2 separate regions of the Homo sapiens genome follow, and region 1 is linked to region 2. Evidence: chromatin loops called from intact Hi-C (ENCODE). Cell type or tissue: PC-3. All regions are shown on one strand.

Region 1 (8,000 bases), 480 kb before region 2:
TGATAAGCATTTTAGTTTTGCCAGTTTGAAAATCTTTCTACTTATTCTTCACCTTTATATTATTCTTTGGTAGCCTATACTGGTAGTTTTTAGTCATATTGCTCCCAATTTAGGATGAATGTTTTATAAAATCTCTGTTAATATCCTGTAAGGAAAATATTTCCTAGAAAAATAACCTACCTATATATAATTTTAAAACATATCTTAATCCTATATATAAAATAGAGAAGAGAAATAAAAAGAAAGGTATAAGTAGTAGTAACAATAATATGTATTTCAGTAAGTAATACTTCAGCAGAATTATACCACTAAAGGCAGTGTAAGAGGGTCACATGCCCCATGATTCACATACATGGAATCATCAAGAATGCAATAGGTACAATGCCAACTAGTATAGGTATATAGTCAGACTGCCTTTGTGTAGGTGTCTCAGATACCAGAAGCAGATAGTGATATAGATGATTTATTCAAACTGATGAGTGATTGATTAGATAGTATTTTGAATAAAACAAGGTACAGTCTACTCTTGATTTATGTGGTACTTGATTCATAGAAAATTTAGGGTATAATAAGCATGCTTAAAAACACTTTGTGTTTATATATAAAGAATAGTTAAAAATCTAGACTCAAATAATTATTAATAGGATTTTTACTTATACAAATTTATGATAGGCCACTATAAAGTTCTGCAGGATGTGAAACAGTTCTTCATTTTGCAGGAGTATCCAGCATACTGCAGGACATCTGACATTCTTGGCTTCTGCCCAATAAATGCCAGTACTAACAATCAAAAATAATCCTACAGATTTTCAAAATCCTACCTACAAAGCAGTACCAACCCCACTGAGAACCATTATTTTTCTCTTATACTTTTGTTACCCCATTGCACACTTTTAACACATACATTATATTTTGAGCAAATCCTTGAGTTATTTCACTCATTGAATGTTTGATTAGCTTAACTCAGACTTTAGCAATATTCAGCTTCTTTTAAAAGGTAATGACTAAAAAGAAAGACATGAGAATAGTTTTTGCTTGTGTGGTAACATCTCAGAATTTTTTTAAAAATATATATATAATTTAATATAATGCTTCTCTTTTTTTTCAGCATCTGTTATTGACATTTTATCTTTTATTTTTAAAAATTTTTTTGAGACAGGGTCTTGCTCTGTTACCCAGGCTGGAATACAGTGGCACTATCTCAACTCACACTGCAGGCTCAATCTCCAAGCCTCGATCAGTCCTCCCACCTCAGCCTCCTGAGTAGCTGGGACCACATGAATGTACCACAACCCCCAGCTACTTTTTGTATTTATTGTAGAGATGGGTTTTGCCATGTTGCCCAGGCTGGTCTCAAACTCCTGGGCTCAAGTGATCCTCTTGCCTCAGCCTTTGAAAGTGCTGGGATTATGGGATTACAGGCATGAGCCACTACACCTGGCCACATATTGACACTTTTGTGCCAGCTTCTTAAGTTATTTGCCATTGCCTTTTATTATAGCCGCAATGCTGAAAAGGTGGTAATTTGATCTTAGTTAGCATCTTAATAGGAGCTAGGAAAATGATTCATAAACAAAGTCTTTCTGTTTTACTCTTATTTCATATATTTTCTCCCTCTCTCTCTCTCTCTCTTAAATAGCATGTTGTTTTAATAAATATTAAACTGGCATAAAGGCACTGGCCAAACATTTGGTTACACTAGAGCTAGTATTATCCTAGCTGTAGTTATACTGGCTGTCTTCTTTTCAAATAGTATTCATACAAAACCTCTTTTAAAAACATATTTTAACTGGATGTTCTTGATCCTAGTTTTGCAGGCAACTTTGAGGGAAGAGAAGAAACTTCGAGTTGAAAATGCTAAACTGAAGAAAGAAATTGAAGAACTGAAACAAGAGCTAATTCAGGCAGAAATTCAAAATGGAGGTAATTAAATATAGAAAATTTGAGTAATCCAGAAGTTAAGAAGTTGGCCAGTCACACCAACAGTGAGGAAAGAAGTAAGAATCTGTATCTAGGCAACTTGGACAACTTCATAACTTCTAAATGACTCAGATTTATCAATAAAATGGGGGCATGGATAGAACCTACTTCTTAGAGTATGAGAATTACATGAGTTAATTTGTATAAAGCATTTTGAAAAGTGTTTGGGGCATAGTAAGTTCATAATAAATGTTAGCTGTTCTTATTTGCAGGTTTCTCGGTTTAGTAATTGATTAAATGGGAATCATGCCTTTATTCTTTGATACCTCAATTATGGCTAAAATATGCCTAATTTTTTGGCAGCCATTTTATAGTCTCAGACAGTGGATATTTGATAGCCATATACAGTGAATTTTTCATTTAAAAAGAGTTCCCATTTGTGGTTCACAATTTCATATTTTTTGTCATATTTATTGGTTTAATATGAATGACATTATTTCATTTTCTGTCTCAGTGAAGCAAATACCATTTCCATCTGGTACTCCACTGCACGCTAATTCTATGGTTTCTGAAAATGTGATACAGTCTACAGCAGTAACAACCGTATCTTCTGGTACCAAAGAACAGATAAAAGGAGGAACAGGAGACGAAAAGAAAGCGAAAGAGAAAATTGAAAAGAAAGGTATTTTTGACCTTTAAGCATATTTAGCTCTTGACTGGATTATCAGAAAATGTCAAGTTTTGATAATGATAATAATAATAGTATCAAAAGTAAAGTTCAACTTTCATGAGCTAGGATAAAATTAGGAACAATATGATATTGGAACATAAAAGCTGGGTCCTAAATGGTGTGTGAATATTGACCAGATTAACGGGGTAAAAATGTGGCATTTTAGGCAGAGGGACTGGCATAAGTTAAAACAGACTGTAAAGGTTAAGTGTAGAAACCCATATGTAGTTTGGTATGGCTGAATTTTGGTATCTATTTGTGGTATAGTTTGAGAGAAGTCACAGATAGGAAACTAGCTTAGGACCAGTTGTGAAGATAGGAAAAGAACATTCCACCAGTCAAAACAGACTGTCTGAACTAAGATTTCAAGAATCCATGAGAACTAAAGTAGATAGAAATGTCACCATCCACTTAGGCAACAACCCTTGAAATTTAGTCATCAACCTTAACCTGTCCCTATTCCCTGTTCTTCATATCTAATTAACCAACAAATTCTATTATTCCTGTCCCCAAAACATACATAGACCCCAGCTCTGCTCTTTCTTTTCATTAGGTCCTACCTCAGTTCAGGTTTTCAACGATCTTTCATCTGAATTAATATTAAAGCCTCATCTTTTCTAGTTTATTTTTAGCCTTGCTGCTAAAGCTATTTATTCTAATTGTAAATCTGACTTCCTTTCCCCAGATATGTCTAAAAAGTTGCCTTTATAAATAATTATGAATATTTCTCATTATACTTAAACTTATTTACTTTTTTTTTTTTTTTTTGGAAAATATAACATGCAGAGGGATTTATGAACTAACCCAAGCCAATTTAGCCTCTAAAGCACTTGCCAGTTCCTTTGGCAAACATCAGTAACCTCTGTTAGTTAAAAGTAGGTAGGGGCTGTACAGCCTCTGCTATACAACTTCACCACTAGGTGGTATGATTACAATGAAAGCAAGTCAGACTAACTCTTCTAGTTTATAAAGTACGTTAAGAAGTAGACACAAAACAACTATATAACCTGTTCTTGCAAATTTGGTGGAATCCATATTCTATTCTCTAAGGAGGGTGCACTGTTCTGACTCAGGATTAATCAGTCTTCTAGTTAGAGAAGGCAACAAGGCTCTCCTTTGATGGAAGAGGGAGCACACAGGACCACAAGACCAAATGGAGTTATAAGATTAGAACACTTCTATCCAATGGAACTTTCTATGATAATGGAAGTACTCTATATCTGCATTATCCAACATGGTAGTCAATGGCCACATGTGGTTATTAAAGATTTGAAATGTGGGTAGTATGACTAAACTGAATTTCTAATTTAAATAATTTTAAATTTAAATTTAAATAACCTATGTGGCTGGCAGCTACCATATTAGACAGTGCTGGTTATAGAGGGCTGTTCCATAGGTGTTTAGCTGCTAGCTAGGACTGCCAGATTCTGCTCATGCAAGGGCTGTGGTGCCCATATGATCTTTCTAGACTGCTACATATCTTTTTTTTTTTTTTTTTTTTTTTTTTTTTTGGAGACGGAGTCTTGCTCTGTCACCCAGGCTGGAATACAGTGGCATAATCTCGGCTCACTGCAACCTCCACCTCCCGGGTTCAAGCAATTCTATCTTAGCCTCCCAAGTAGCTGGGACTACAGGTGCATGCCGCCATGCCTGGCTAATTTTTGTATTTTTAGTAGAGACAGGGGTTCACCATATTGGTCAGGCTGGTCTCGAACTCCTGATCTCAGGTGATCCACCTGCCTCAGCCTCCCAAAGTGCGGGGATTATAGGCATGAGCCACCATGCCCAGCTAGACTGCCACATATCTTAATTGAGCGTCACTCATTTGTCAGTGAAGGATTTCTGAAATTCCTTATGATAATTAACAAAGATCTTGGTATAGATTTTAATATTTGCAATCATTTCTAGAATGGGGATTCCTGATAAAAGTATTTCAAATGCCTAGGAAGTACATTAGAGTTTTAAAATATATACAAATGTAGATATATTGTTATACTACAGTATTTTTAAAGTAAATGCATATACTTTATCACACAAAAATATTAAGATTTTTGGCATATTCTGGTAATTTTGTTGTACATATTTTTCTGTATAATTTGGATTTTTACCTTTTGAAAAATTTTTGCTAATTTGTTTATGGAAAATGGAATTTTTTTAAAGCTTGCTAATGAGATTAAAAATTGGCCATTATTTTAAGTTAATTCCATCCCCTCTTTGATAAACTTATTGTTGTATGAATTATGAATACCTTTACACAGAATTCTCCTTTCCTGCTTCATGCAGAATTATTCTTCACTGAGTTTCTATATTTCTTTGTGTATGTCATGTTTATCACATATTCATTATACATATACATGTCTGTCTTCTTTAAAAGAGATTTTGAGTGCCTTGACAACATGGACTGCCCATCTTACTGTTTCCAGTGTCATAGCACTCCGTATGTTGAAAGATTAAATAAATGTATAGTTGAGAAAGAATGCTTCCAAGCTACAATAGCTTATCTCTGTTCTTTGGATTCAAAGGTAAATAAGGTTTTATTTTGATTTTACTTTTTTGGGGCCAGAAAAGCTAATTGTAAACTTAAAGAATATGAATCCTCTTTGCAGGTTACAATTAACTCAGTAGCTAAAATAATCATGTGTTAATAAGAGTTACATTTTCAGCAAATAAATAAAAATATAATTATTAAAACATAATCAGAATAAAATATTCTTATCTGCTTAAATAGTTACTGTGGATAACCCTAAAATCCTAATATATCTTCAGAGAAATCTAAGAAATGGAGAAATTAATTATGTACTTACTAGTGTATATAAGTGAGGAGGAAAATATTTAATGAGTGAAATTGCATTCTGCTCTAGTTCATTCTGTCATTTGGGTACTGGTTGTGGTGTTCTTTCTAAATAAAGTATTTATCACCTTCCAAAGAGCCATAGTAAAAGTTTTTAGAGGAGTCTCTATTATCCTGTTTCGGGGAAAGGCAAACTTTTTCTGCCTAAAGCCTTTGTCACAACTACTCAACTCTGCCCTGGTGCAAAAGTATCCATAGATGATATGTAAATGAATGAATATGGTTGTCTTCCAGTAAAACTTTATTTATGAAAACAGGCAACAGGCTGGATTTGTCCCATGAGCCATAGTTTGCCAACCTCACACAATGTCTTCAAATAGAAATACAACAGAGAAATAGCTAAAATAGGATTCAAGATTTTATGACTTGGATAATTTTTTTCTTTGTTATTATTTAAGTGAAGGTAGGAGATAAACATTCTTTTTATTTTTTCCTTTTAAGCTCATTGGTATGGATACCATGGAGTTTTCATAGTGTTTTTTTGCTTGGTTTTATTTCTGATGTTTACCCATTCATAAATACTTTTTAGGAGAGAAGAAGGAGAAAAAACAGCAATCAATAGCTGGAAGTGCCGACTCTAAGCCAATAGATGTTTCCCGTCTGGATCTTCGAATTGGTTGCATCATAACTGCTAGAAAACACCCTGATGCAGATTCTTTGTATGTGGAAGAAGTAGATGTCGGAGAAATAGCCCCAAGGACAGTTGTCAGTGGCCTGGTGAATCATGTTCCTCTTGAACAGGTAATCTGTACAACTGAAATTCCTGTTGTGTACATACAACATTTTCATTCCCTCCTTCTTGGTATCTTTCCATTATAATTTTGTATACCATACAACATGTGCCCTTGTTAATTAGTTCAGTCGATTAGTTTGAATGTGGTTAATTACACAAAAAAAGCATAAAACCACCAAAAACCTGTAAAACATCTGTAAATTAAGATATAATGCATAAGGATAGGAAGAAGAAAAGATGTATTATTTTATCTATTTTTAAAGTATTTTTACTTTTGTATTTTGCATTAAAAAACTATTGGTGTGTATATATATATAAAATATATTTGAAATCTAAGTAACAACAAAATACAAAACATCCCATTTTTAACAAATAAAGGAATACTATTAAAAATTACAAGTTCAATCTCCGTGATCCCCTCTCCTCATTTTTCCTCAAGTATGAAAATATTTTTTGGGTTTTAGAGAAATAAAACTTGCTCTCATGCTTTTAGATTGGTGCTTTCTGGGTTTATTTTACATGATTTTGAAAAGCAAGGAATTATAAAATTCCATGATGAAGCAGTGATAAAAATAATGATTATGATGACTATTGTGTTAGAAGTACTTAATAGATAAATTTTTTTCACATGCTATTTTATTTCTTACTATATACAACTGTCAGTTAAGTAGTATCACCCTCATTTACAGATGACGTTTAGGAAAGTTAACCAAGTTATGCTATATATATACAGAGATACATATATATATATATATACATATATATATAAGTTGGTTCACTTTTTTATGTATCTATAGATATATACTCATTATACATCTGTCTATATAGATATATATATATATACTCATTTATCTCACTCTGAGGCTGATTATCTTTAATCCCTATACTGTTCAGCTTTACTGTTTACCATTCAAGGTGGAGTTAGTCATGAAACTTCTAACTACAGGTGCTATGTAGTTTTTAGAGCCATGCATATGACCAAGGTCATAAATTACAAACTGCTGGGCCAAGGAAAGAATGCAATCCCAAAAAGTTTCAGTTTATCTTTCATAGTATTTCATAAAATACTTACACATGGAATTTTACATGAAAATCCTGATGTCTTGTTTCTTAAAAATTCAGAACTAAGCCCCACCCCTACCCTTCCCAACCCCCTGCTATTTTCTTAAGGCAGAAATTGGTTAACACTTAGTAATGGATAGCCCCTTTAGGTGGAAGTTAGACTCTTTAACACAGTTTCAACCATTCCATAGTTGAGGTGGAAGGTCACTTGTGATTATTTGGTATTTATCTTTACTTTTCTGCTAGTGTTATATTTACGGAAGGTTAAGAAGAGACTCGAGTATCTTTTTTTACCATGTCTCAAAAAAACAAGGGTGTTACTTGTTTTTTCTGTCTAGGATTCCTTACTCATTTCCTTTACTTATTTGGTAGACAGTTGTATCATAATTGCATCAAATTGCACTTTTGATCCCTAGCCTGGGCTTTTGTTTTGGCTCTCTAATTTCAGCGTTGCTGGAACACAGTACGGGTAATGGATCAATATTGACCTATCATCAAGAGTACAAGGAAGTGATTTCTTCTACTTCCTACTTAACAAGCTCATTTCTTTTAGGTCTCCAATGATTAATTATCCGAGCCAGTGAAGTTTGGGTTTTAAGTGTTTCATAAAAGAAATTGATAGGAGGTTAGAGTATCTCCACTTTTCCTTTCTTCTGGTGAGTTTAGCACCAGGGACTGTGCTTTGTGTAGCTTCAGAAAACAAA
Region 2 (8,000 bases):
AACAGAATAGAACATACATACATAAATGGAAGTGACTTCCTATGGTTTGGATGTGTCCCCCTAAGGGAGGAGACCACCCCTCATATTGTCTTATGCCCAATTTCTGCCTCCAAAGAAAAAAACAAGTAAAAACTAAAAGGCAGAAATGAAATCCACAGGCAGATAGCCCAGCACTGCGCACTGGGCCTGGTAGTTAAAAATCAACCCCTGACCTATCTGCTTGTGTTATCTATAGATTTCAGACATTGTATGGAAAAGCATCACGAAAATCCCTCTCCTGTTCTGTTCCATTCTGATTACTGGTACATGCAGCCCCTGGTCATGGTCACATACCCCCTGCTTGCTCAATCGATCACAACTCTCTCACGTGGAACCCCTTAGAGTTGTAAGCCCTTAAAAGGGACAGGAATTGCTCACTCAGGGAGCTTGGTTTTTGGAGACTTGAGTCCGCCAATGCTCCTAGCTGAATAAAGCCCTTCCTTCTACAACTCAGTGTCGGAGGGGTTCTTGTCTGTGACTCGTCCTGCTACACCCCTAAGTATATGCGTTGGAAACTTAATCCCCAGTGCAACAAAATTGAGAGGTGGAACCTTTAGGAAGTGATTAGATTGTGAGGTCTCTGCTCTCATGGATGGATTAATGCCGCTATCAAGGGAATGCATTTATTATCCTGGAAGTGGATTTCCTGAGAAAAGGATGGGTTTGGTCCTCTCTCATTCTCTTGCTCTCTCTTGCTGTCTTGCCCTTTTGCTTTCTACCATGGGGTGACACAGCAATAGCAGGAAGAAACACACACACATATGAATACTTCCTTTGTGACACGGCTAGTGATGGAAAAATTGGTTGTAATATGGGAGATAATAAAATTAGATCCTTAGCTCACACCATATACAAAAATAAATTCCACATTCATCAAAGACTTAATGAAGCACAACTATTAAACTTTTAGAAGAAATATAGGAAGACATTCTTTAGGACCCTGGGGTACAGATGGGTTTCTTAAGTCACAGAAGAAGAACCTCTAGAAGACTAGCTGATGATTAACGTTTAAAAATACATTAAAATTAAACTATCTGTTCATGAAAAGATACCATATAATGAAAATATGGGCCACATATAGGTAGATGTAATTTCCAACACATATAATAAATAAATAGAACCTATAATATATAAAAACATAAATAGGAAAAAGATAAACAAGCCAATACAAAATGAGCCAAAGGCTTGGACAAAAAAATAGAAGAAACACAAATGGGCAATAAACAGTAAAAGATGAACAACCTCATTCATAGTTAGGAAATGCAAACTAAAACCACAATTTAATACCACTTCACCATTTTACACATTCCAATTGTAGAGTAATGGAAACTCAAGTACTATTAATGGGAGTGTAAATTTGTGTAACCACTTTGGCAAACAGTGAAGTGATGTCAAAGTATCCTTGAAAATTCATATACTGTTTATTGTAGCAGCTCTACTTCTAGATATATCCCAGAAAAAACTTTTGCACAAACTCAGCAAGAGATACATATAAAAAAAAATTTTCTGTTAGTATTGCTAGTAAGAATCCATGTACCATTCAACTTCAGTGAGATACTCTTCACATTGTATTCTATATGATAAGCATCTCCTGGATTTGTATGAGTAGTAGTTAGTCATTTACTTATAATAGAAAAATGACTAACAGCCAAAATGTCTATACACAGTAAAAAGGATATATATGTTTTGTCATATTAATACAGATAGGAAAATAAATACTCTATAACTACATAAATCAACATGAATGAATATCATTAGTGTAATTCATGAAAAATCTTGTTGCAGTATAATTTCATTCATATACATTTTAACTATGCAAAATGACATACCATAGTGTCTAAGGATACAGATGAAACTACAATATGTTATATGCGTAGACACTTAGCATTGTCATGTTCTTGTTTTCTCATATGATGAAACTATAAAGAAGCTATAAACCATAAAAGTTGATGCTTTTAAAATTTATATGGATATAGTTTTATACTTTTTCCAGTAATTGTGGGGTTAATAGTATGTTTAAAAGAGATAAATTTTATTGTTATTTTAAATTTCAAACATATGTAATTTTTCAAAATAAATTATAAACTTTTTAGCTCTTTTTTTTCTTAAGCAGCTCATTGAAATGATTTTAAAATCATTTACAGGTATTCTCCTAGTTAAATGTTACATTTTTAGGATAGATGCAATCAGATTTTTATTGTTATAGCTTAATCTTTAGCTATTTTATTTAGTGATTTTGCATTAGATAGCAGATGTAAATTCGATTCTATTGGTAATTAAATTAAATATAAATGGCAAACACCAATAAAAAGCCAGATGGTCAAACTGGATAAAAAAGCAAGGCCCAGCTATTTACACATATACACACACATACACACACAGACACACACACGTAAACACACACTGTCTATAGAAGATACATTTTAAATCTAAAAGATATATTAAAAAGATGAAAAATATATCCCATGGAAACAATTATAAGAAAACCAAAGGACCATATTACTATCATATTTCATAAAAAGAAATAGTACCAGAGATAGAAATATTTCCTAACAAGTGGATTGAGAAAACAAGAACATGACGATGCTAAGTGTCTATGCATATAACAGCAATTTCACAGTGCATGAAGCATAAATGATACACCAGGAAGGAGAAACAAAAAAATCTGCAATTATGTTCATATTTCTCTCCCAATAATTTGTAGAATGACTAAAGCAGAAAGTAAGAATAAAAAGTCTTAAAAAAATTATCTACCAATCTGATCTAACTGATATTAATAGAAACTTCACTCAACAACAGCGCATCACTCTTTTTCTCAAGTACATGTAGAACATTGATCAAATGTGCTCCAAGCTATGCCATTAACAAGTTTTAATAAATTGAAAAGAGTTGAATCATACAGAACATGTTCCCTGACCACAAGGGAATTGTGAGAAATTAATAACAGAAAGATATCTAAGAATCACCATGTATTAGAAAATTAAGCCAGATTTTGCTCCATAAACCATGGATTAGAGAAAAAAAATCTATGGAAAGTATAAAATATTTTGAACTGGCTGAAAATGAAACACAATATATCAAGTCTAGCAAAATGTGTGAAATATGGTTAAATCAATACTTAGAGGAAAATTTATAACTAACCGCATATATTAAAGATGATTAGTTACCAAAACTTCCAATTTAAGAAGCTAAAAAAGAATTAAAATCAATGTGAGCAGAAAAAAGAAAATAATGAATATAGAATCAGAAATAACTTACACAGAAAATGGATGAATATTACAGATAGACTATCAAGAAAATTGTTAACCCTGTAGCTAGACTGATGAAGAAAAAGGAAAAAAGATATAAATTGTCAATATTAGAAAGGAAAGAGGGGGCAGCACTAAGATCCTACATTAAGAGGGTAATAAAATAATGTTATAAAAAATTTTATGTCAATGAATTGATCACCTAGATAAAATGGACACATTTCTTGAAAGACTAACAAAATTGACCCCAGGGAAAAAAAAAATCTCGATACGTCTCTACTATAGAAGTTTGTAACTGAAATCCTTCCCACAAAGAAAATTCCAGGCCCAGATGACATTATTGCTGAATTCTTGTAAACATTTAAAGAAAAAAATACCACAAAACTTATTCGCAGGATAAAGAGAACACTTCTCAACTTATTTAATGTGACTGACATAATCCTGACACCAAAACCAAAGACAACATAAGAAAAGAAAACCACAAACCTATATTCTTCACAAATATAGGTGGCACAAATATTTTAAACATATTAACAAGTTGCATCATTACCAAGTGATGTTTATTCCTGGGATGCAAGGATGGTTTAACAATTGAAAACCAATCAATATATTTTACCATATTCACAGACTAAGAAAACACATACAATCACAATAGACGAAGAAAAAGCATTGGACAAAATTTAACACCCATTCATTATAAAAACTAAGAATAAAGGGACTTTCTGTGGATATAGGTCATCTATAAAACATCTACAGCTAATAATAAGTGGCTTCGATTTCCTCAGAGAATGTTACCATAGTAGAAGATCAACACTGGATTATTTTGCTGGCAGGTTGAACATTAAATAGTTGGATGACTAAATGCCTTGATGAGATATTGGACATTGAATAGTCCAGCTAAATGCAATAGGCCTAAAAGCTCATGCTTTTTGGCCTATAAAACTCATCCATCTCTGCCAGTATGGTTACTCTCAGGTCGTGATCTCATTGTAGGAGCAGTAGGGTGGCTAAGGATAGAGTCTGGCTGACATCTACTGGTCAAGTCATTCTGTTAACTTGATGGTTTCATTCACTTCTGTAGGGGATAATCTGTAATGCGCATTAAACTGCAAAACCAAAATCATCACACTTTGTTCTTTTTCCCATAACTACATGCCTCTGTCCTGAACATCTTCATTTCTCATTATTCAGTTTTTCTCCTTTTTCTTTTCAGAACCCTTAGACAATTATACAAGCCATTTGCCATTGCCTATTTACTCTTGTAAAGACAATCTTCACATTGCACATGATATATCAAATCATATATACATATATATTCCAGTATACCACAATTTCTGATTATCAGTACTCACATATCATAATAGCCATGTAAGTAGGAACATGCAAGATTGTCTTAATAATTAATAAGGGAGATTACAATTGCTCAATGACCTTTGAAAATATTTTTAAAAACCATAAAAACCCTTACTGATAGTTAGAAATATAGAAATAAATAAAATATCAGAGCACTAACATGTATAATAATACATTAAATATATATTGTATATTAAATATATATATTTAAGTAACAGTACACTATTATTTAAAATATTGGAAACATTTAGAACTAAAGTGTTCTATTTCTTTGTAAAAAGTTACCAAGAGTAGTTTGAACATAGCCAAAGGAAACTGAACTAGACCGGCCTATGACAGTTTTGGTTAGCCTTCCTCAAGTAAAAGATGAAGTTCACCTTTTGCTTCTCTTCTTCATCCATTTTTCTATTCTGTAGCCCATAGGTTGTCTGTGTTCATCTTAAACCATAAAAATAAGGGTCATACTCTGGGCATGACAGAGCGAAGAGCTGGGAGGACCTTGGGTTCTTGAAGGCTTTTTGAAGCAGAACCTTTCACCAGCCCCTTGCCCTGTTATCTTCAGACACATTTCCTCCCCTTCCTCCTCCTCCTCCTCCTCACTCTCTTCCTCCTCTTCTTCTCCTTCTTTCTTCTTTCTTCTCTCCTTCTCCTCCTCCTTCTTCCCTTCTTCCTCCTCTTCCTTCCCTTCTTCCTCCTCCTCCTTCTTTTCTCTTTCTTCTTCTTCTTCCTGCCCCTCCTCTTCCTCCTCCCCCTCTCCCTTTCCCTCCTCCTCTTCTTCCTCCTCCTCCTCCCCCTCCTTCTTCTTCCTTCTTCTTCCTTCTCTTTTTTAGAGACAGTGTCCAGTTTCAAATGACAGAATCAGCTGATTTAATAATGGTAATTATGTGTCTTTTTAGTTTTTTTGTTTTGTTTTGTTATTTTTTATTTGTTTGTTTTGAGGCAGAGTCTTACTCTGCCACCCAGGCTGGAGTGCAGTGACGCAAGCATAGCTTACTGCAACTTCCACCTCATGGGCTCAAGTGATCCTCCTGACAGCCTCATGAGTAGAGTAGCTAGAACTACAGGCATATGCCATCACGCTGGCCTAATTTTTTTTCTTTTTTTTGTAGAGATCAGGTCTCTCTATGTTGCCCCAGGCTGGTCTCGAACTCCTGGCCTCAAGTGATACTCCAGCCTCAGCCTCCCAAAGTGCTGGAATTACAGGCATGAGCCACTGTGCCCACCCCAGACATTTCCTTTTTCTTTCTTTTTTTTTTTTTTCTTTTTTTGAAATATGTTCTGGCCCTGTTACCCAGGCTGGAGGGCAGCGATGTGATTTCTCATCACTGCAACCTCCTCCTCCCAGGCTCAAGCCATCCTCCCCTTTCAGCTTCCCAAGTAGCTGGGACTACAGGCACGCACCACCACACCTGGCTAATTTTTGTATTTTTTGTAGAGACGGGGTGTCACCCTGTTGCCCAGGATAGTCTTCAACACTTGAGCTCAAGCTATCTGACTGCCTCAGCCTCCCAAAGTTCTGTGATTACAGGCATGAACCACTACACCGGGCCCACACGTTTCTTATATGTGAGAATGAATTGCCCTCTTGTTGAAGGCACTGCTATTTAGGCTTTCTCTCACTTGCAGCCAAATCTATTCCAAAATGATATGCATGCCTCATATATTAAGCGAATTGATGTATGTAAACTATATGCATAGCACTTAATGTATACAAAGGACTTAGAACTGTGGCTGGCAGTTTAATTTTATCTTTAATTATTAATCACATATCAAATAAATACAAATTTAATGATGATAAATCAATTTTTCATCTCTTATGTGAGCTCAATAACTAGTAAAGATGCTGTGGGGTACTTAATATTAAATGTGATTAATAAAAATAGAAATTATTGATATTTTCTGGTCGGAAATAATTTTTATGGATGAAACTTTACGAGGAGGAGATCTTGCAACTGAAATAAAATTATCTATGATAAGTCAAGTCATGTAATAGATAAATAGAAGCAAAATTAAAATGAGTACTTTATTATATTAAATTAATACATAGATATATGTTTAAAAAGACCAAACAGTACAAAAGTCTTGAAAGAAAACGGCAATTTGCCCACTCCTCTTTCTCCCAAGTTTACCATACCTTAAAATGTTTAACTTTTTGTTTTATTTGCCTCTACATTTCTAGATAATATGTTTATAATACTATTCCTTGAATTTTTTTATTATGTACTTTCTGCTTGGTAAAGTGGATTCAAATTTAGTACACACATACATATACCCTTTTCTCGTAATGTTCCATTATACCACAATTTCTTATTATATCGATATTCAATGTCTACATCATTGTGATTAAGTAAGCAAGTTTCATAGCTAGGCCACACTGTGTGGTATTATTTTGTTTCCTTTCCTTTACAACTTGTTTTTCTTGGAGTTAACAGTCACCTTCTGTTTTGTTTGCTTAACTTTCGGTGTAACTACTACTAATACTTCTCAAATTTTCTATTGAGCAGCCAAAGCCCTCTCAGTGTAGTCACATGCATCAGGTACTCTATCAATTCCATTTTTGGACAAAGGAGAATAAAACTTTAAAAAATAATTAATATATTCATGGCGAAGTAGGGAAGAAGACATCTGAAAAGATGCAAACAAAGAGTGCAGAGAAAAAGAAACAATTCTTAAAAATTATGCATAATACTATATACAAACACACACATATATATATATATATATATGCGTTTGTGTATATATATGTATATTTCCCCCCATCCCTCTTTCCTTCTGTATTCTTTTGAATTTTTCCTCTATTTTATTGTGTTTTTCTTTCATTTTTTATGTGGCGGATTTCTTAATCATCCTGGCGCTCTTGGCTAGCCTTTAATGTTTGAGAAGGAGACCTTAAAAAGCTCATTGGAAACTATGTGTGTGGAAGGGTTTTTCTCAACTGGTTGGCTTCACATAGGGCAATAAAACCAAGTCCATCTGTTTAATGAGCAGTTCTGCAAATGACAGTCCTCTCTCTTTAGCTAGTCATTCTCTCCTGGAAATAATTCTACTGGGGATGAGGCCTGCTGCCCAAACTTAGGACCAACTTTAGGGAAGTGAGTTGTGTGTTAACTTTCTCCCACTTGTCCACAGGATATTCCCAGGTACTTTCTCCATTTCTAGGGCTGGCCAGCCTGTCATTCACCTCTGCACAGAGAGACTTTCTCATGTAATTTCTCCAGGGAGTAAATCTTCAATTTTCTGCTGCAGTAAAGGAAGGTTATAGAAGTATAGTGTGAAAGGGTATCTGGGATCTAATTACTCCTAAATAGGCTCATTTCCTATTCTTCTGTTACTTCTATCTGTGATACCAGATCCCTCCAA

What was found. Peaks named below come from ENCODE experiments on the same cell type or tissue, not always from the same donor. Only the 100,000 strongest peaks of a DNase experiment are listed, where the experiment ranks them.
Region 1: it touches region 2 in a loop (13-fold over the local background); 9 of 110 quality-filtered maps call a loop at or near these places.

What each region holds. Positions count from the first base shown.
Region 1 is chr4:106,325,642-106,333,641 of GRCh38, forward strand. AIMP1 (aminoacyl tRNA synthetase complex interacting multifunctional protein 1) reads left to right here. Exons shown (of 7, transcript NM_001142416.2): 3 at 1,810-1,923; 4 at 2,435-2,602; 5 at 6,031-6,242. Among named protein-coding and RNA genes, the nearest start is that of AIMP1, 13 kb to the left of the region's middle. In PC-3, a CTCF peak has its summit at 3,567 (motif pointing right); no DNase peak of the experiment used is centred here.
Region 2 is chr4:106,804,982-106,812,981 of GRCh38, forward strand. The region is part of intron 5 of LOC105377356 (a long non-coding RNA gene); the gene reads left to right. Among named protein-coding and RNA genes, the nearest start is that of DKK2, 230 kb to the right of the region's middle. In PC-3, a CTCF peak has its summit at 4,317 (motif pointing left); no DNase peak of the experiment used is centred here.